Linked DNA regions of Homo sapiens: region 1 is linked to region 2. The links are chromatin loops, found by intact Hi-C in ENCODE. Cell type or tissue: CD4-positive, alpha-beta T cell. All regions are shown on one strand. Links, peaks and the distances in the headings refer to the core of each region. The heading gives the core; the rest is flanking DNA.

The links. A loop is a pair of places that touch in the nucleus more often than their neighbours do. Peaks named below come from ENCODE experiments on the same cell type or tissue, not always from the same donor. Only the 100,000 strongest peaks of a DNase experiment are listed, where the experiment ranks them.
Region 1: it touches region 2 in a loop (3.0-fold over the local background); 4 of 110 quality-filtered maps call a loop at or near these places.

The regions. Positions count from the first base shown.
Region 1 is chr4:142,278,559-142,286,558 of GRCh38, reverse strand. The region is part of intron 9 of INPP4B (inositol polyphosphate-4-phosphatase type II B); the gene reads left to right. Among named protein-coding and RNA genes, the nearest start is that of INPP4B, 560 kb to the left of the region's middle. In CD4-positive, alpha-beta T cell, for the core only: CTCF peaks have their summits at 3,318 and 3,534 (motif pointing left); a DNase peak (open chromatin) is centred at 3,508; H3K27ac peaks cover 1,137 bases.
Region 2 is chr4:142,560,533-142,574,059 of GRCh38, reverse strand. All of the region lies in intron 2 of INPP4B (inositol polyphosphate-4-phosphatase type II B), which reads left to right. LOC101927613 (a long non-coding RNA gene) reads right to left here and starts at 12,152. Exons shown (of 3, transcript XR_007058285.1): 1 at 7,870-12,152. In CD4-positive, alpha-beta T cell, for the core only: a CTCF peak has its summit at 6,658; DNase peaks (open chromatin) are centred at 5,779, 6,639, 7,079 and 8,099; H3K4me3 peaks cover 4,505 bases; H3K27ac peaks cover 6,090 bases.

The sequences.
Region 1 (8,000 bases), core at 1-8,000, 280 kb after region 2:
AAAAGCTATATCCAGGGTTATTTAAAACAAGTAAACCTTTTATTTAAAATACAAATTTCGTATCAATTCTCAAAGATTTACAAAAATATATACAGCAATCTCTCTGGAATTGGAAATTTTAATTCTATAACTTTTAGTTTTTACTGTCTTTCTACTTCCTATTAGAACCTCTATCTGCCAAATACCAAAATATATTCTTTTTCTTACATGGATTCTTTTATTTAGAGATGACAAAGGCCATTTAACTACTAATAGATAAATTTTCTTATAATCGGAAATCTCTAAATAATGTTCTAAAAGTGAGCTATTCATAGAAGAAAGTAGATGGCTTTCCCGTGTACTTTATGTTGAATAAATGGATGCAGGACATTTGATTTATTCCCACTGATCTCTAGAATCTATTTAACATGAATTAAAGCGGAATACTGTTTCCACGTAGCTGAGTATTTTGAACTTTGCTTTAATTACTTTTCCTCCTTTTAACAAAAAAAGTCCTGTAGGAATCTTTATTGTTCTATATAGACTGCTTAAATCGTGATTCAGTCCCATTTTGACCTCTAAAATAATTACCAGATGATTTAGTAATGCAGAGTTAAGACTACAGAGCAGAACAAGTTAAAATCAGGAAATGGAAACTTTCAGATCTTTATATTATTTTAAAATTAATGTTGCCCTGTCTGCCCTTGCATATTTTGCCTAGCTAAACTGAGTTTCTTTATTGTCGTCATAAGTGTTACTCATTCTCAGGTGATTTTTCACCATGCAGAATCCCTGTATTCCTGGGTCATCTTTCATCTGCATGGCGGATCATCCTTCTACCTCTCTGTCCACATCCTACTCTGGCTCTAGCAGCCTCTGCTCTCCAACTTTACTCTGATACGTGAGGTCCATCCTCAGCCCAGTGACCTCTCCTCAATCATTCCCCTTTATTTACCTAGAAACTGGCTTTCTTCCCTGCAACCCTGCCAAGTGGCTGCCCTTCATACCTGGTATAGGATAGGCATCCTCTGAAAACACTTCTGGATTGAGCCTCATGGCCTCAGACATGGTATACCTGAGGCCATGAGCCTCAATCCTTAGGTCACCTAGAGATGTCACCTCCCTTCATGGTATATCTGAGGTCATGAGCCTCAATCCATGGCCTCAGATATACCATGTCTGAGGCCATGAACCTCAATTCTTACATCATCTAGAGATGTCACCTCCCCTTATTTCATGAAAATTTTTACTTGGGGTGCACTCTGTCTCAGTTCAGCATTACTCCTCCCAGACTTCTTGTGATTCAGTAGCCACAGGGGTGCCCTTTTCTTAGCTCAATGGCCTCTCAGGCTTTTCTCTGCCCTATTTGAGTACCCATTCTCATTGTCATCTCCGAGATCTCATCATTAATCCCAATGCTCCAGAGTCTCAATTTTAAGCATCCTATTTTCTGAGTTCTATCACCTCTCTTTCCAGTACACTCCCTCCAGTTGCTCTTTGACTGTCCCGAGTCATTGATGTGAAGTCCTGCTCTGTCCTACACAGCCCCTCCCCCACATCCACTTTTCTTATCCATCACTGAGAAATCACAAAACGATTCCCTCGCATATACCCTCAACTCCTGTGCCCCGCTATCCTGTTGCTATATTCCACAAGCAAAATATAAATTGATTAACTGATTAATTCACTGATTTAAAAATTACAACAAAAACTGTGGCTAAGCCCAGAGTTTCGCATACCTATTTCACACTTGTATTGCTGTAGCTGAACAGGCTGGGGAAACTTGACTTCCGTGCTTACAGGTTTTATTTGGTACACGACCCCTAGTTATACCTAGCAAGGGTATAGGTACCCTTGCTAATACTGTACCCACTATGCTCCCCTGATTCATTCACTCTCCCACTTTCTGGGACCACTATTTTACACCTCCACATTCCTAAAAGCTCTAAAATATCTCTCCTCTTCCTCTTTCTCTGCTGATTTATAGTTTCTGTTTCACTGAGAAGAAGAATCTGACAAGTTCCCACTCCACATTTACCAACCTATCAGCTGATTTATCTGATTTTCATTTCCCTGAGAAGGAAAATTTGACAATTTCCCATGCCATGTTTACTAGTCTACCTGCACCTTCTCTACCTTTCTTCCTGTTATTATACAAAAACTCCCTTTTCGTTTCTAAAGTCAACTCGTCTTCTGTCTAGTGTTTTAGATTCTATCTCTTCTCACTTATTTGAGAACATTATTCCAGCACTTATGTCATTTTTCTTTTGCATCATAAATTATTTTCTCTGCTAGATCATGTGTATCAGCGTTAAAAAATGCCATCAAATCTCCTGTTTATCTTTCTAACTTATGTCCCATTTCTCTGGTCCTCTTTATAGCAGAACCAGAGTAAGAACTATGTCTACTTTGCCTCCCTCCTCTGATTGTCTTTTGAATCTATTCTCATCAGGTTTTCATTCCTATTACTTTAGCAGCTAAACAGCATTTGTCATGATCAGTAATGGCTCCATATTGCTAAATCCAAAGGATAATTGTCAGTGTTCCTCTTCCTTGGGATATCTGCCCAGTGGATCAATTGCTCACTCCTCAAAACCTATTCTTCCCTTGTTATCTGGGACACCAGACTTCATTTTCCTGTGGTCATTTCTTCTCTGTTTCTTTTGCTGGTTGCTCCTCATCACTATCACCTATAAATGTTAAAGGGTCCTATACCTCAGTTTAGGATGAAAAGTCTCCTCTTCACTCTTCATTCACTTTCTTCCATCTAGTCTTAAAGCTTTTAATGTCATCTGTATTCTGATGATTCCTATATGCGATGCATCACATAATGATGTTTTGGTCAATGACAGACTGCATATACAACCAATGGTGGTTCCATAAGATTATAACACCATATTTTTGCTCTGCCTTTTCCATGTTTAGGTACACAAGTACTAACCATTGTGTTATAATTGCCCATAGTATTCAGTACAGTAACGTGCTGTACAGCTTTTTAGCCTAGGAGCAAAAGGCTATCCCATATAGCCTAGGTGAGTAGCAGACTATATCATCTAGGTTTATGTAAGTACACTCTATGACATTCACACAAGGACAAAATTGCCTAATGGCATATTTCTTAGAATATATTCTGTCATCTAGCAACGCATGACTGTTCTTATAGCTCTAGCCTTGGCCAATTCCTTGAACTCCTGACTCTAATATCCAACGACCTAATGATAATTGAACACTAAATAAGTGTCTCAAATTTAAAATCTGCTAAACTGAGCTCCTCATTCCTGCCTGCTGCCCACCATGTCCCCAAATTCTGTTTGTCCTCACCATCTCCCCATGTAGGAAATTGCAATGCTACCCTTCCTATTGTTGAGGGAAAAATCCATGTAGTCTCTGATTCCTCTTTCTCATATTCTCTATAGCCAGTCAGTCACAGTATCTTATTAGCTCTACCTTAAAAATAAAACTAAAATCGGATACATCTCCTCTTCCTCCTAATTTCTCCAAACTCATCTTCATGATCCTCTCTGCCCCCTACAGTTTATTTTCCATATTGCAGCCCAAGTTGTGTCTAAAACTTGTCAGTTCAAAATCTTCTGTTGATTATTTGACCTCACTCAAAGTAAAAGGCAAAGGTCTTACAGTGTTTTCTATAGAGCTCTACATCATCTCACTCCCCATTGCTGTGGTAATCAGAATGCTAAGATGTTCCCCAAGATTCTCAGCCCCTGGTGCAGCTGCTCTACATAACACCCGCCCCTTGATTACAGGTTGCACCGTGAATATATGCTGCCTGTAATTATACACAGGTGGCTGGGATAACCATGCATAATAGTGTCTTAGCAGACTGGAGATGGAAATTCTGACCTTGAGGAGGCAAACCACCATGTGAACTGCCAATGTGGAGGGCCTTATGGCAAGAATGGCCTTGAGACTGAGTGTTATCCTGATAACCAACAAGAAAATGCGAACCTCAGTCTTAAAGCCACAAGAAAATAAGTTCTACCAACAAGCTGAATTAGTTATAACGTGGATTTTTCTAAGACTGCATTCCAGCCTATATCTTGATTTCAACCTTGTTAGGCCCTGAGCAGAGGACTCTGACTGGACTTTTGATTTATAGAAACTGTGAGATAATAAGTCCAGTCAGAGTTTAGGTCAGTGGGTTTATGGAAATTTGTTATGTAGCAATGGAGAACTAATACATACCCATCTGATTTGGTCTTCTAGTCCTTTCTTCCCCACCTATCTAGCTTTAGCCACATTGGCATCTTTGCTGTTTCTCAAATAGGGTAACCAGGATTCACTTCAAGGCTTTGGGATCATCTGCTTCTTTCTGCAAAAATCTTGCCCCAAGAAGGATGTATGACTCATTTCTTTACACTTTAGGTGTGTGTTCAAATGTCATCTTATTAAAAAGCCTTTCCCAACCACTGAAAACAAAGTAGCAGCCCCAACACAGCACTCATCCACCTTTTACCCTGCTTAATTTTTCTCCATGGCACTTGTCATATTTTGACATATCACATTTGTTTATCACTAGAATATAAGTTCCATGCGGGCAGAGAATTTTGTTCTGTTACATTATTGTGCATGGATTAGCGTTTAATAGTACTAGTAAGTGCTTAATAAATATTTGTAAATTAGTATTTTCTGTAATTTTGACCTTAATTTTACATCTTTATGGTGTTTTATGTATTTTAAAATGATTTTATTATGTGTTGTCAGAGTAAATGAGAATTTAAAAAATTTAAAAATCACAGGATTTTATAACTGAGTGACAAACATTTAAAACAAATCCTAATGCAATTAAGCATAAAAATACAGGGATTAAGAATTGCTCAGTTTCAGAGTACATGCCTCATTGTGTAATTTAAAGCTCAGTGAATTTCTGGGTGCACAGGTTTGAAATACATTACACTCTAAAATTATGTTCAACACTGTATAACGTTGACCTTTTAATACTAGCTGTTATTTTAGAGATTTCTTTGCATTCTTTCCTACCATTAAAAAGACATAAAACCCAAAAGCATACAAATTCTCTATATATAATTCCAAATTTGAATATTAAATATTGTCACATCACTAGCATTTAATACTGATTGTTTAATAATTTAATACTCCAGTTCTCCATACCTGTTATCTATGGAAAGTTTTCAGAGTGTCTAAAAGCATTTTGATTGGTTTTGTAATGTTTACAAACCATTCATGTAAAAAGTTTTTGTTGAAGAAGCAAAAAAAAAAAAATGCTTAGCTATCTATCCAGACTGTTTTCACCTGGCCTTATAAGTGTATCTATTTTTTGCTTCTGAAAATTTCCACAGGAAGTCAGGTATTCCCAGTCATCTATCTATAACCTCCTATAACATATTTCTTTCTTGCCACAATCATCTTCCTCTCCCAATAGTCTGTGTTTAAAAGGTGTAGCACTCTTTTCCTCTTTCTCTTACTCAAAACTAAAAATACAAAAAAAAAAAATGAAATAAATGAACTTAACAAAAAGTCTCAGGAACAGTTTCTTTTCTGTAGGTCTAAATGTGATAATTTTAGATGATAGGTGGCCAGCTGATTTATGCATCACTGGCTTGGTAAATATATTGCACCTCCTGAATGAGAATCTAGTCTGTTATGAAATGCTTCCTACTATTCAGGTGAAATTTCTTCCTTTCCTATATGAAATTTCTAATGTCTTTAGATATTTTGAATTTATAGTGCATGGGATAAAATCCATACTTTAATCCAACATTCCAAGTAAATGTCAGAAATTTGCTTGACATGGAAGAGGATAACATTTTAATAATGTGGTTTCTGTATGCCCAGACTAAATGGCTGTGCGATTTTTTTGTTTGTTTGTTTGGTATTGATTTATTATCGGAGAAAATGGATGTGTCCTTTCTCATTTATCCCATTTTATACATTAACATAGAGTAAAATTGACTTTTTATTGTTGTACAGTTCTATGAATTTTAACACATGTATGAACAGAGTCCGTATCCACAGTCCAGATACAGAACTTTTCCATTACCACAAAGAAACCCCTTCACACCCACACCAACCCCTGGCCACCACTGATCTGTTGTCCATCAAAATAGCTATTCCTTTTTGAGAATGAAATTGAATAAATTGAATTGTATAGTATATAATCTTTTGGGATAACTTCATTCATTCAGTCCAATGTCTTTACAATTCATCCAAGTTGGTGGTGTATCAACAGTTTCTTTTTATTGCCAAATTAATATTGCATGTTGTGGATACAACAAAGTTTGTTTAACCATTTACATTAAAGGATATTTCTATTGTTTCCAGTTTTTTGGCTATTATGAATGAAGCTGCTGAATTTCTCATGTATAGGTTTTTATGTGACCCTAAGTTTTCATTTCTCTAGGGTAAATATTTAGAATTGGGATTGCTGGTTTATGTAAGTGTGTGTTTAACTTTATAAAAAGCAGCTGAGCTGTTTTTCCTTACAGAGATGTATGAGAGTTTCAGTCAGTCTTCATCCTTGCCAGCCATTGTAAGGGTGTTAAAGTGGCGTCTCATAGTAGTTTTAATTTTAATTAAAACTTAATGGCCAATAATGTTCAACATCTTTGGATGTGCTATTTGCCATCCATATATCCTTTTTTGAAACATATCTGTTCAAGTGTTTGGATCATTGATTAATTGGGTTGGTTGTTTTCTTACAACTTTAGAATTTTAAGAGCTCTTTATATACTTTGGATACAAGTTCTTTGTTAGATATGTGATTTGCAAATGTTTTCTCCAAGTCAGTAGCTTGTCTTTTTATTATTGTAACCATGTCTTTGACAGAGCAAATTTGCAGTTTTGACAAGCTTTATTTTATTGAGGTTTTTCTTTTATAGATCATGACTTTGGTGTCACACTAAAGAACTCTAAGAACCTAAGTCCAGTTCACAGAAATTTTTTCCTGGGTCACTTTTAAAGTGTTACATTTTTATGTTTTACATTTAGGTATATGAACTACTTTAAGTTAACTGCTTTTGTTTAATTTGTAAAGTTTAAGCAGAGTTTATTTTTTTTCCAAATGGATGTTTAATTGTTCCAATACCATCTGTTGAAAAGACTACTTTTAGTTCATTCCATTGCCTGTAACTTTGTCAAAAATCAATTGGTTATATTTTCTATTTGTCAGTTTGTCTGTCCTATTTCAAAACCAGAGTTTAATTACTCTAGATTTACAATGTATCTTAAAATCAGTTAGTTCAATTCCTTCATTTTATTTTTTCCAATACTGTTTTGTCTTTCCTTGTTACTTGTCAAATCAGCTTGTTGATATCTGCAAGAAATCTTACTGGAATTTTGATTGGTATTACATTAAATCTGTAGATGACTTTGAGGAGAATTGACAGCTTTTAAAGTTGCATCTTCCAATCCATTATCATAGTATATGTCTATATGTCTATTTATTTAGACCTTCTTTGAATTTTTTATTAGTATTTATAGTTTTCAGCATAAAGATCTTACATATATTTTGTTATAGTCACTCCTAAACATTTTATTTATTTTGGATCTACTGAATTTTTAAAATTTCAATTTCTAATTGTTCATTGCCAGATATTTGTGCATTAACCTTGTGTCCTGTGAAACCTGTGGTTTCAATCTCACTTCTGTTTTCCAAATTTTTATAGTGTTATTCAGACCTGTTCCTCATACTTGTCATCCAGGTGACAGCCAAGACCTTTGTGGTGTTCTGGTTCATAGATTATTTCTCAAAGTCTCTTACATACTTTTCAGTATCAGATCTTTCCATGCACAACTTTGGGTGAGCCCAGAGTTCATGAACAATATTAAGAAGTCACTTTCTGGAGCTTCCCCCTCTCCACAATCTCCTCCATACTTCCTGTTTCCTGTGGCTTCCCTTTTTGATCCTCCAACCAGTAAGCTTGGGTTTATTTACCTACTCTCCTGTACAACTCCACTTTCTTCCTGGGGCCATGAGAATAGAGAAAAATAAAAGGTAAGGGGAATTCGCCACACTATCTTGGGATCATAGCTTCTCCAATCAG
Region 2 (13,527 bases), core at 2,809-10,808:
TTAGCAATGGTACTTTTTACCCTTTGACTTCTGTCATGGATAACATCATATTTCCCCATCAGTTTATTTCAGGCAATCAAGTAAAAGAATATATATAATAAAGTAATTTGTATATTATAGAATTCTATGCAAATAAATAGGTACATAAGTAGCCAAGAAGTTTTAAGTAGAGAGATATGAGAAAATTGGAGAATGTAAACTGTCAATAGAATGCAAGGTAGATTTGATAAGGAAGAGATTAAAGTCAGGAAAACAGGCAATGGTGGCAGTAATCCAATATTGCGGAATGTGTTCAGTGGTGTTTTTCGTGACTGTGCTTAAGCTAAACTTGGTCAATGTGTGATTTAGCACAGGGAACCTGTAATGATGTGCTAATTTCCCACCACGCAACTGCATCCTTTTACCAAACTAATATGGCCCAATCGAAAGGTAATAGATGGAGGTTTTTAAAAATGGAATTTGAGGGTGGGAAGCTGACAGATACTCTTTTTTAGCACAGTAAGATTTAGAAACAGGCAATAGAGATCACTTATGTCTGAGCCAGGTATATGATTGATTTTTTGAATTTTCTTCTTTGAGCTAGAAAACCATGATATTCTGACTCAAGAACAAAATTCTCCTCTTCCTGCTGTACTATTTTATGTCTCTGATATGGATGCAAGACCTAAATGGTTGTGGGTCCTTGAGTATGGAAGAGAAGGAACGGTTTTTTAAAAGAAAAAAGGAACTGGGTAGCACAAAGTGCTGTGATGTGGCTTGGCTCTGTGTCCCCACCCAAGTCTCATGTCCAGTGTTGGGTAAGTGACCCGGTGGGAAGTGAATGGATCATGGGGGCGGATTTCTCCCTTGCTGTTCTTGTGATAGCGAGATCTGGTTGTTTAAAGGTATGTGGCACTTTCCCCCTTAGCTCTTGCTCTCTCTCTCTCCCCTGCTCCACCATGGTAAGATGTCCTTGCTTCCCCTTCACCCCTCTGCCATGATTATAAGTTTCCTGAGGTCTCCCAGCCATGCTTCCTGTAGCCTGTGGAAATATGAGTCAATTTAACCTCTCTTCTTCATAAATTACCCAGTCTCAGGTAGTTCTATAAAGAACTATTGTAATACATACAAGATAATTGTGGGGAGAGAAGGATATATATTTATGTATTTATACATCTGTATATTTATATATAATATATAAAAGCATATATATGTATATGTATTCACATCTATTGAGTACCTATTTAATGCTTGTTAGCTATTCATTGAATACTTACTGAATCTCAATTATGGTACTCATAAACATGGAAGATAATTATTGTTTTTCTCACATTGTACAATTAAAGAGGGGTACTGAGAGTGTAAGGATCTAATCAAAGAGTTAATAAGACATCATTAACTTATTATCTTTTATCTGGGAGCATTCTCACCCAGATAAAAAATTCCGTTTTCTGAAAAATCTCGGATCACTAAATCCTTATTCATTTCTCTCTATCCATTCCAATCCTACTACAAACTGAGAATTAAAGTCATTTTCTATAAATAATAACATGCAAATTTCTCACTGATTTGTGCTTTTTTCAAAATATAGTGTTGTGGTTGTTAGAAGCAATGTTGTGGTTGTATTTGGTGTCTTTCCAACTTCCCACCAACTCTTCAGTATCCTTAAGAGACCACTACACCAGTGTCAGTGTAACTTCTCACTTCTTACTGGAGAAGCATTCAGGAATGTAGATACCCCACAGCTCTCTCTGCAGGTGCACCTTGTTCTCAGGTTCTTTCTGTGGGTGACACAAATGTGCCAATGCTCAGCACTTCTCAGGAAACTTGAGGTAAAATCATATCCTTGCACTTTAGCTGTTGAGCAGAATTTCATAGTTTTACATGCCAGTGATACAGAGCTTTATAGACCTAATTGAATTCAACAGCAGAGCAGTGTGACAAGCAATCTTCAAAGACACAAACGGCTTTGGAAAGAGAAGATAAAAGTAATGAGACCTACTACTGACAATCCAAGAAATGAATCTTTAGCATTGGCTGTCTATGGAGCAGCAATATGCAACTGAAGAATGGAAAAAAATGGCGAAATATTCACAAACTTATTTTAGTAACCCTGGTACAAACCAAAAAAGCAATTTATTCATTTATTCGCTGATTTATTTAATTTGCAAATATTTACTGAGTGCTTTCTATATACCAGGCACTGCTAAATACTGAATAACAATATAGCCTTCAAAAATACCAATTGGCTAAAATATGGGTCTCAAAAAAAAATAAATAACTTGTGCTCTGTTTACTTTTGGAATAATCTTATTCAAATTGACTCTTTGCCATTCTTTGCCAAAACCCTCAAAATATCATTTTATTTAATTCTATAATTGTTAGCAAAACTTACTTTTTCATTTTTTGGGACAATGTTTCCAGTCTATAGATAGATGTGAAATAAAATTATTTTTTGCTTTTTTATTGCAAGGAGATAATTATGCTGCTTATGCAAGAATTTATAAAGACTGAGGACATGTAGTAAGAATAAAGTATTGTTATTAAGTGAAACTCAGAACAAAGTTTCTCCGGCATTTATGATTATATATAATCATTACTGGCCTACTTTAAGGATAAATGTTAATCAGTATATGTGAATAATGATTAGCTGACTTCTTTCATATAACCAAATTAAATGGAAGTTAATGGATAGGTTAATTTGCTTGACTACAGTAATCATTTCACTGTATACATGTATATCAAAACATCAAGTTTTACATCTTTACACAAATTTAAAACATTTTTTTAAATTGCTCAGGATAACTAGGTTGCTGGGGTTGTAAGTCAAGGTGTGGGATCCAGATTAAAAATGAGTGGGAGGAAGAGAAGAGAAAAATAAAGGCAGGAGCTGGGTGGATTGGAAGCTTTTCTGGGGGTGCCAAGGCCCTCTTCCTCTTTTCCTCTTCACCTTCTGCCCCACTCCATGCTCTTTTTTTTTTTTTTTTTTTTGAGAAACATGAAAAGACTGAGTGAGGACTCCTGGAATTCTTTGGGATAGTCTCATGAAAGGGTAATTTCATGAGGTAGGGGTAGGGTCATGAAAGGATACTTTTTAATGGGAGCCAGGGAGAAAAACAGCAAGGCAATTATAAGATGCAACCTTAGAATAAGAAAGAAGGTCTGATGGTAGACTTTGGGTTTTTATAGGGTAAAATATTAATATGTCTTAGGGGTGAAAGTGGGGTTGATGAGATGTAGCAAAAAAGAAATTAGGCTTGACATGAAAGGAGAAGGGAAGTAAAATTCATTAACATTAGGGTTGGGTGTGCTACAGGTATGCAATGGGTGGTGAAATCTATGATTCCGAGTTCATCTGAGGTCTGTAAAAGCATTTTGTTATTTGAAAAAAACAGTTAAAATGAGTTAGATTGTTTAAAAATTGCTAACAAATTTTTTTATTCTTCTTTAAATATACTTTAAATGGCTTAATTATAGAGCATCTTCTGGGTGTTAGATTTCTTATCAAGTTCAGAATCAAGTCAGATCGTGCCTTCATGTAGCTTATAGTCAATTGTAGGGTATTATCTCCCCACTCAAATTAACTAAAAATTATTTTTCAACCAAACTTTCCATTTGTATTTTACTCCTTCCCTACCCAATTAAAACACTTTAAGAAATGTTACCCCTATTACTTCCCAATGGAAAAAAAAATACAGTAAAATATTACTTAATTTTTTTATTGTGCTGAAAATTTTCAGTGGCTATAGGAACAAGTGTAATAAGAGCTGTAAGTTAATTTTCAAATGAATGTTCAGGGATTTAAAAAAAGAGGAAGAATATGAGGCTCTTGGGATATGGTTGTTTACCAAGAGAACATATTATTAATGTCATTGAAACTCACTTTATTATTGAGTGTGAAATGAAATACATAAAGAAGCAATGTTAGTTTATTTCTGTTGGTTCATAGACACAGAAAAATGATGTGACTTCTTAAGTATATATTGTTATTCTCAATAGGGAGGCACAAACTAATTTTTCTCTTTAGTTGTGTTTATTCTCTACTTCCTGCATTTTTGGAAGAGGGGTTCTTGTTGATTCTTGCACCTAGCTACTCAACTAAGTCAATAAATTATATTGGAGGAGGAATGGAAGAAAAATAATGTTGATTTTATTTTATTACCTATGTATTTTGTACACACAGAAAATTTATGTATGAGAGGTGGCATTTGTTAAATATATGAATTTTTAATGTATCTAATCACTGTATTCTTTGTCAGTGGTAAGAGGAAAGCATCCTTCATTTTTCATGCGGACCTTTGTTTTATATGAAAGCTTTTCAGGGAAGAAAGCACAAATTCAATGAGCTATCAGAATGCGAATTTGGATGTTAGTGATAACTTTTACATTGCAATGAATCTTCTTAGAATATAATCCTCAATTTTGAGTTATCTATACCTTAGAGAAATTTTTACAACTACATTGCAGAGAAAGGAGCTAATCACCAGCATACACGGTGTCAAGGGTAGAGATCCCGTTAGAGACTGCCTGAGTTTCAGTCCTATCTCTTTTGCCCAGTTTCTCCCTTCTGTAAAGTAGTCATGATAACAGAGTTCACCTCATAGGTTTGTTTGTTATGCAAATTCAGTGATTTAACATTTATGAAACACTTAGAACAGACTTGGCACATGCTTAGCACTACATGGTTGGCTGTTAATAAGCAAAAGCAAGCAAACCACTCCTTTGTGGGGTAGAAACATATTTCAACATAGAGAGGAATATGTTGTTTTTAGCAAAAAAAAAAAAAATCCATGTTTATTTGCAGTGGTAGATATTTTGCATATTCATTTGCTTTTCATTTTTGTGTACTGGTTTCCAATAATGTGATATTTTTATATTATATTTCTTAGATGCTGATATTATCCCCAAAACTTTTGTTTCTACTTTTTTGTAAGGCAGAGAGACAGACTGTGTATGTGTGTACAATTGTGTGCAATGTAGCAAATATTATTTCCCATTATTATTCATACAGGCTAAAAATTTACATAGTATATTTAAGTAATTTGTTAATCTTATCTCTGATTTATCTAAAACATTTTAGGTAAACATCACAATGTTTAGTTTAAATTCTAGTCTCAGCAGTTACATTTGAAAAGGTTAAGTCTTATGACTTGTCAGTATTAATAATCCATTTGCAATTACCATACTAATTTGTTCCATATGCCTATAAAATATTTCTCTGAGCTACTAAATTATCACCTACTGAGAAGTTAAAAATATCTATTTGATACTTTTTCCAACAGAGAAGCAATTCTGCTTCAATCCTGAGTGGCGCTAAATTGTATATTGAAATATATCCTATCAAGTAATATCATCTTTGTAGCTGTTAATTATATCCATGATTATCTAACAGGATTATTAATGTATTTTTTTCTGCTCTCAATATATCAGTGATGGCAAAGAGACCTTATTTTGAGACTTGTCACAGTTCTAATTTGGATATTTTTGGAAAAATACATTAAGTACTCATGTTTCATTAACTTCTTTGGATACTTAGATATGTACATGATATAAAATAAAGTGAATAAGGAAATGGTGATGATAACAATGAAGTCCAATATCTAAATCTTTTCCTTATTTCTTCATTTAATTATTGCTTAAACATTTCTAAATCCTATTTGTATATGAAGAAAAACAAGAAGAGTTCCATGCCAGCAAGCCGATATCTGGGTGATTCAAGCCTTCAGGTAGTTCTGTGGCAGACTTTGGACCTTGGTAAGTTACCAGAAGTGATGAAGTTTCAGGTCTTACAAAGTAAGGCCAGAGTTGGGAAACACCTTGAAAACGAAAGAAACGACTTGAGAAAAAGAACTTCCTTGGTAAGATCAGACTGCTCTTTCTCCCTGTAATTTATAATTCTGTCCAGCAGCAAGTGGAAAAAAAAAAAAGAATAAAAAAAGAAAGGAAAAGGGGAAAGAATAATCAAAGCCAAACTAGAATCAGAGGGAAAGAATGCAGAGGGGAAAGGTTCAGCCTTGAGCTCACAGTCTCTCCCAGTTTAGCTCTGGAACTGTAATCCTTTAATTGAAGCCTTGCTCTGTTCCAAAGCATTCAGCTCTTATTAACAAATCTCATGAACTATTTGAAAAATATGATTGTTTGAGCCAAGCAATGTCTTAGGTAAATTTGTGTTTTAATTGCAAGCAGCTAGAGTATGCCTTGAGACTACTTGAATTGGAAATGGTTTTCTTTTTTTCTTATTCATTTACAGGAGCGTAAGTAAATAAAGAGCAATAATGAAAAACCTTCCTTACAGTATGTAATGAACTCACATTCTTATTTAAGAATGTGATTACTTTGGCTGTGGTGATTTACAAAGTGCTGTGTTTATGTAGGAGATATGCTTTTTAAAGTGTACCTTTTCCCATATGTATATATCTATTTCACTGTTATTACAGGTATCAGAAATAAGAAAAAATATTTATTGAGATAAACTTACTTATTTCAGCATATATTTATTCAACATTTTCATGTATTACCTAAAATGAAGGATACTTCTCTTGTTCATTCTACCTTTTCTACAGAGGGGCTGAGCCTCCCTGCTTCTTTTAACTTCATCATCTTCCTTTATCGGAAGGCTGAAGGGGGAGATAATGAGCTAAAGAACAACTTTCACCACCCACTGGGAGGGAACTACTGGAAGAGTGACTAGTTGTAGTTAGTGATCAGCGACATCTGCCCTGCCCCTCCTTTCCTGTCAGGGCAGCTGTGCTCTCGGACCCAGTGTGTGAAGTGATGGGTCTTCTGCCCACCCTCTGACCTGACCTCAGTTGTGTTGCTGTGTATGGATTCGAATTTATTCAAAGGACGATGTACTTCTACAGTATAGTTATTCAGAATGCAACACTTTTGCCAATTTATATAGGAAATGAAGACCGAAAACTCTAGCTCCTGACTGCTCTTAAAATAGGCTGAGACCTAGTGAAAATTAAATTAATTATACCAATGTCTTTCCCATCTAACCTACATATAAATATTTGAATGTGCAGGATCAGATACCTGATGTGTAAAAGGATAGCGTTTGAGGGGATGGTCTCTGAGATGGACCAGGCTCTGACAGTCAATCACGTGACTATCAAAAACCTTACAAGGCTCTGAACGTAGTCCTTACTTCTATATAAAGCCCAATGGAACTCACAGATGAAAAGAGAGCTTCACTTATTCTTTTGCTTTTTTAAAAAATGAGCTGGTTATAACTTTGCACATAAGTCTAATTGTGCACTTAGAAACTGATAGTAATAGAGGTTTACAGTTCTTTTCAACCTCCTGGAGAGTCCCAATACACACAGAACATTATATGGGCCAAAGAAACTTCTGAACCTAGAAGTGGGGTTTAAATACTGATTGTGCCTTTTACTGGCTTTGTAACACTGGACAAGTTACATATTCTCTGTAAACCAAGTGTCACATCAAAGGCAATCATTCCTATGTGTTATCCCTCTTTCCCAGATAGCAATCTCACCTTTTCTGCTGCCTACTAGACATTCTCTTTAGGATATCTCAATAATACCTTCAAATATCTGCCTGAAACAGAACTCCCTTCTTTGAAAGTACAGGATCACATTCCTTCTGCTTCCATTGACTCACCTTCTGCATAGACACCCAGGTGCCCTGTTTAGTAAATAAGACTCTTTTTTCCCCTCCTTTTACATCTCCTTCACATTCAATGCAAAAATCATTGCCATTATTCTTCATATTATTTCTGTGTTAACTTTCCTTTTCTCCATTTCTATGGCCATTACTCTGGTTGAGATTATTATGACTATGTGCCTGAAATAATGTAATAGATCACTTACAGGCATCAATGCCTTCCATAGCTTTCATTTCCACCCCCTTCATTTTGTATCCTACCTTCTGCTTCCAGTTTAATCTCCTCGAGGCACAGTTTTCATCCTGTCATTTTTCTTCTGTAAAGTCTTTAAATGGATCTCTTTGTGAACTGAATGAAGGCCAAACTGAAAGTGCCTCTAACACATATGAGTGTACGTACGTTGTAAAGTCTTTAAATGGATCTCTTTGTGAACTGAATGAATGCCAAACTGAAAGTGCCTCTAACACATATGAGTGTACGTACGTTGGTGTGTCTCTTATACTAGGTCGATGAGGCTCTGACAGTCAATGCACTTCCTCTGATGTTTTCTCATATTTAAATTCAGTTTTGCATTTTTGGCAAGGATACCAGAAAGTGAGGTTGTGACCTTATCAACATGTCTTATCCGAAGACTCTTGATGTCAATTTATTCCATTACTGAAAATGTTAACTTTGATCACTTGGGGAGGGTGGTGTTTGCCAGATTTCTTCACTACAAAGGCACTATATTTCTTTGTACTCTATAAGTATCTCATGGGAAAATAATTTGAGAGAATTTAAATATCCTGTAATTTATCACACCTTTGCCACTAATTTTAGTATCCGTTAATGATTCTTGCCTGAAACAACTATTACTGTGGTGTTTGCCAAATGGTAATTTTCTGGTTCAATAATTCCTTAACTTAGAAACAAGTTGTAGTTTTATAGTAAGGAAAAGTTTTCTTTTCTCCTTTACTTATTCATTCATTCATTTGTTCACTCACTTATTTGTGTTAGTACAGACACATGAACCCTTACGTTATTCCACAGGTTATAATCCCTTATGATCAAGATTTATTTTGTTATTCAGTGTTTCTGTATTTGACCTTTAGGATCACCAATCAAGTTGGCTACTTTGTCTTTTTGAAATGTGCCTATTCTTTCTTTCTTTCTTTTTAACTCTTTGGTATTTTCTAGCACAAAATATTTCAGGCTCATCTTATTTTTTCTCCTTCAGCCCTGGATTCAGCTGTTTCTCCAAGGAGCCATAGTTTTCTTATATTGGAGAGTGGTATTTAGAAACCAAAGTCTGGGAATCAGCTGGGCTCATTGGTGCAAGGGCATCCAGAATACCTGGCCAGTACTCATGAAAATCGTCAAGGTCATAAAACACAAAGAAAGACTGAGGAACTGTTTCATATTAAAGAACGCTAAGGAAACATGACAACTAAATGCGAAGTGTGTGTTTGGATTGGATCCTGATCCAAAAAAGAGCATTGGTGGAACAATTGGAGAAATTTGAATATGTTCTATAGACTAAGTAATATTCCATATTATATTATAACCTTATATATTTTGTCCATACCAGAGACTGATTTAAGAAAAATCAGTCTTAAATACTGACCTGAAAATAATATGAGAGTGCCTGAGTTACTCCATTTTTTTAAACCACTACTGGACTCCTCCCATTCCCTACAGTAATATTTTTCAAAGTGTGGTCCATGAACAACCTGCATCAGATACTCCAACATTCCATATTAAAAATGTAAAATTTAAAAATTTAAAGCCCAAAGTCTGGGCTCCATCAAAAACTTGCTGAATCTTAATTTATGGGTAAGAGAGTCCTCAAAAGTTCTATTCAGATCATTTTCATGTACCCTACTGTTTGAGGACTACTGGCCTAAGCCTTTATCAATATACTTCAATCCAAGATATTTATGGGAGCCTCCAGTCTTCCATGGTCTGGTTCTTATTAACTGCTGAGTTTCTTTTTTTTCTTTCTTTCTTTCTTTCTTTCTTTTTTTTTTTTTTTGCCATTCCTTAAGACACTACATTTTTCTACTATAAATTCCTGTACCTCTCTGCTTATGCCTTGCTATTTTACTTCTTTATACCTTTATCATTTCCTCTGCCTGACATAACTGTCCCACCTTACTTCACTTGATCCACTCATCAATCTATTTTAAGCCCTCACTGAGGTGTTCTCTGCTCCAAGCCTTCCTGGCTTCCCCAGGTAAACTGCAAGCCTCACATTACACACCAGGGAGTTCTGTTTCCCCAAAGGACTATGAATAAGCTTTGTTAGCGTGCTTGCACATAGTTCCTATTCAGTAAAGTTTTAGCAAAATGGGTTAATAACTAACTGACTTGCGGGAAGTTTCTATATGGATTCTATCTACTATCTTTTGTTGTGTGAGAAATCATTACTAAACTTAGGGTCTTGAAATAACAACTGCTTGTTTGGCTCATAAATCCGTGGGTTGGAAATTTGGTTTGGATCAGCTGGGTAGTTCTTCTGTTGATACAATTGGACTAACCCATGTGTAGGTGGGCAGCTGCTGGTCAGTGAAAAGGCTCTGCTTCGGGGGATTAGCTGACTGTTGGGTAGAGCCATAGCCATAGCTGTGCCATGACTCATCCACTGGAAGGCTAGACTGGACTTGGGCTTGTGCAAATGGAGGTGGCGGGTTCTCAGAAAGAGAGAGAGGGAGAAGTGAGAAAGAAACTGCAAGTTATTTTCACGCTTATGCTCAGAGCTAGACAATATCATTTCTGCCACTTTCTTTAGCCAAAGCAAGTCCCAACACCACCCCAAATTCAAGAATGGGCAAATAGACTCAAGTTCTTGATTGGAGATACTCAAATGTATTATGGCCATTTTTGCAATCAACTCCATGGCTCTAATATATATGAATTGATGATTGTAATTTACAGTGTAACTATAAACTGGATTCTAATTTTCTATTTCTATCACTGCTATTGCCTTATAGATAGGCCTCATTTCATTTTAATCTTCAAACCATTCTGTTACAAAATGTTGCTGCTGCTTTTCCAGCCCTGTCACCTTATTCCTTTTCAATTTGCCTATTCTGGAGAACCCTTTGCATCTGTTTTGGGAAACACAGGTAAGGATGTACCATTCCATTAAATACTTGGATTTAGTTACATCTTAAAATGAAGCCAACACTCTCAAACACAGCAAACTGTGGACTCTAAGTACGACAGTGGACATGTTGCCAATAAGAAAACACATCATTTTTGTAACCTTGATTTTTTCCTTTCATTGTCAGTTTTTCTGCCTTAAAAAAATTGACAAAATCCTGCTTTCATTCTGTCATATCAGTTGACCTATTTTCTTTGTAAAAGCAGTGTTCATCTTTCTGCCTAGCAGAGGTACTCTTCACTGCTAAACACAGCTGTCTTTAAAGGCACAGCCATCTTAGGGGCATGTCCCTTGGCCTCTTTACTGGTAGGGTGAGAGGTGTTTTGACTTAAGTTTGTGTGTTGAACCCTAGCATTTATTATTGACGTCTGTACCTTTGTATCCCAATTTCCACAGTCATTCTGGGAAATTCAACTACAATGGCATTTAGTCTGATTTTCTTATCCACCTTAGAAAAAAAAATAGCAATATCTAACATTTTGCAAGTAACATGAGAAGAGAGAATGGCGTGGAAATTATTAAGAAGACCTTTTGGTTTTCTACCCTAGGGACTTTATTTTCTCTTTATTTCTCTTTATTTTATTATCTCTCTATTTTTTTTTCTTATAGATTCTAAATAATACTCTTATAAATCTTTTGTTTTCTTTAACACAAAATGGGTTTTGTGCAACCTGTTGGGAACTGGACAATTTTGTTTTCAAAAAGCAATAGGATGTCTTTCTTATTTTTCAAGGACACCTTGTCCACAAGTACTTTCCTGCTCTTGGTCTCCTTGAAGCTTGGCATCCAATCCTGGTATTCATTGAGGGGAAAAAGTCCTAGAATTTGCTTTGTGACCTGGGCTATATGGGATGTAAGCATATGTTACAAAACTTAATGCATAAATCTGCTACTTTTGATACAGTCTGGCTCATGGAGAGATGGGATTTAGCTTCTCGTAATGAGAATTTGATGTGACTGGAAATTGAACAGAAGCATCTTTTTATTGAAGGTACTGAGGCTTATAACAATCATTCAGTGGCAGAAGTTATTGTTTTTCACATTACTTTTCAACTAGAAAACCTTTCAAAGCTTCATGAGAAAATACCTATCTTTGTTCAAGCAAGAAAACACTTGGTAACTTTTCCTTTACATCCACTTAAAGCAAAATGATGTAGTGAGAACCTCCTACTCTACTTTAAAGATATACCTCAGCTTTCCTCTATGTTAAAACCTTCTTTCCTCTTCCTAGGTCAGAACTGCCCTTTTATAAAATTTCGCTTTTCCTCTTTTTCCCCCTGTGAGAAGTGAGGATCTTAATCAAAAGAAAAAAGGAAAAAAGAAAAAGAAAAAGAGAACAAAAAAAAATTCTAGATATAATACTGCCAAAGGTTTGAAATGAACATAGAAACTCTTTGCAAAAAAAAATTATTTTTCAGGCTTTAGACAGAACCTTTTTTACAGTGCGCACATAAACATTTCAGTCTTACAGATCTTAAAAGAAGATGAGCACCAAAAAAAATATTGAATTCGATATTGAATTGACATTGCAAGAAAGACATTCTATTTCTTTCTCCATTCACAAATCAACTTTAGAAACTTTAACAAGTCAGCCAGGCGTGGTGGCTCACGCCTGTAATCCCAGCACTTTGGGAGGCCGAGGCGGGAGGATCATGAGTTCAGGAGTTCGAGACCAGCCTGGCCAATATGGTGAAACCCCGTCTCTACTAAAAATACAAAAATATTAGCCAGGTGTGGTGGCTCACATTTGTAGTCCCAGCTACTCCAGAGGCTGAGGCAGAAGAATCGATTGAACCTGGGAGGCAGAGGTTGCAGTGAGCTGAGATCGCGCCACTACACTCCAACCTGGGCAACAGAGCAAGACTCCGTCTCAAAAAACAAACAAACAAACAAACAAAAAAACAAAGAAACTTTAACAAGTCATGTAACCTTTCTCCTTCAATGTTTCCATTTATAAAATGCATATCTAGACAAGTGAAATAATTTTGTGAATTAATTTCTTCCTCAAAAGTATTTTTTTAATCTCAAGTATCTTTTAAAACAGTATTATATTTTATTCTTCCATAACAGAGGCTACATCCAGAAAAATCAGTGAGTAGAGAATTTTATAATTATTAATTTGGTCTTCTACCACATTGAATAAAAAAATTAAATTATGATCTTTTGCAGAAGTGTAAATTATACTATTAGTGAGTTTAGCTCTAACATATATTTTCTGTTATATTTAAGTGCTGTCTTATTAAATACTTTTTTGGGGAATTCATGATATGGATTTGGCAGTAATTCCCTGTGGAAAAAACAAATGATAATAAAAAGGTCTTTTAATTTTCACCAAAATGACAGTCAAGATTTTATCAACCTATGTGAGACTGGTTTTTTAAAAATTAGTAGTTGTGATGGTTAATATTGAGTGTCAACTTGACTGCATTGAAGGATGCAAAGTATTGTTCCTGGGTGTGTCTGTGGGAGTGTTGCCAAAAGAGATACATTTGAGTCGGTGGACTGGGAGGGGCAGACACACGTTCAATCTGGGTAGGCACCGTCTAATCAGCTGTCAGTGCAGCTAGGATAAAGCAGGCAGAAGATGTTGGAAAGAGCAGACTTGCTGAGTCTTCTGAGCTTCATCTTTCTCCTGTGCTGGATGTTTCCTGCCCTCGAACATCAGAATCCATGTTTTTCAGCTTTTGGGCTCTTGGACTTACACCAGTGGTTTGCCAGGGCCCCCCAGCCTTCGACCACAGATTGAAGGCTACACTGTTGGCCTCCCTACTTTTGA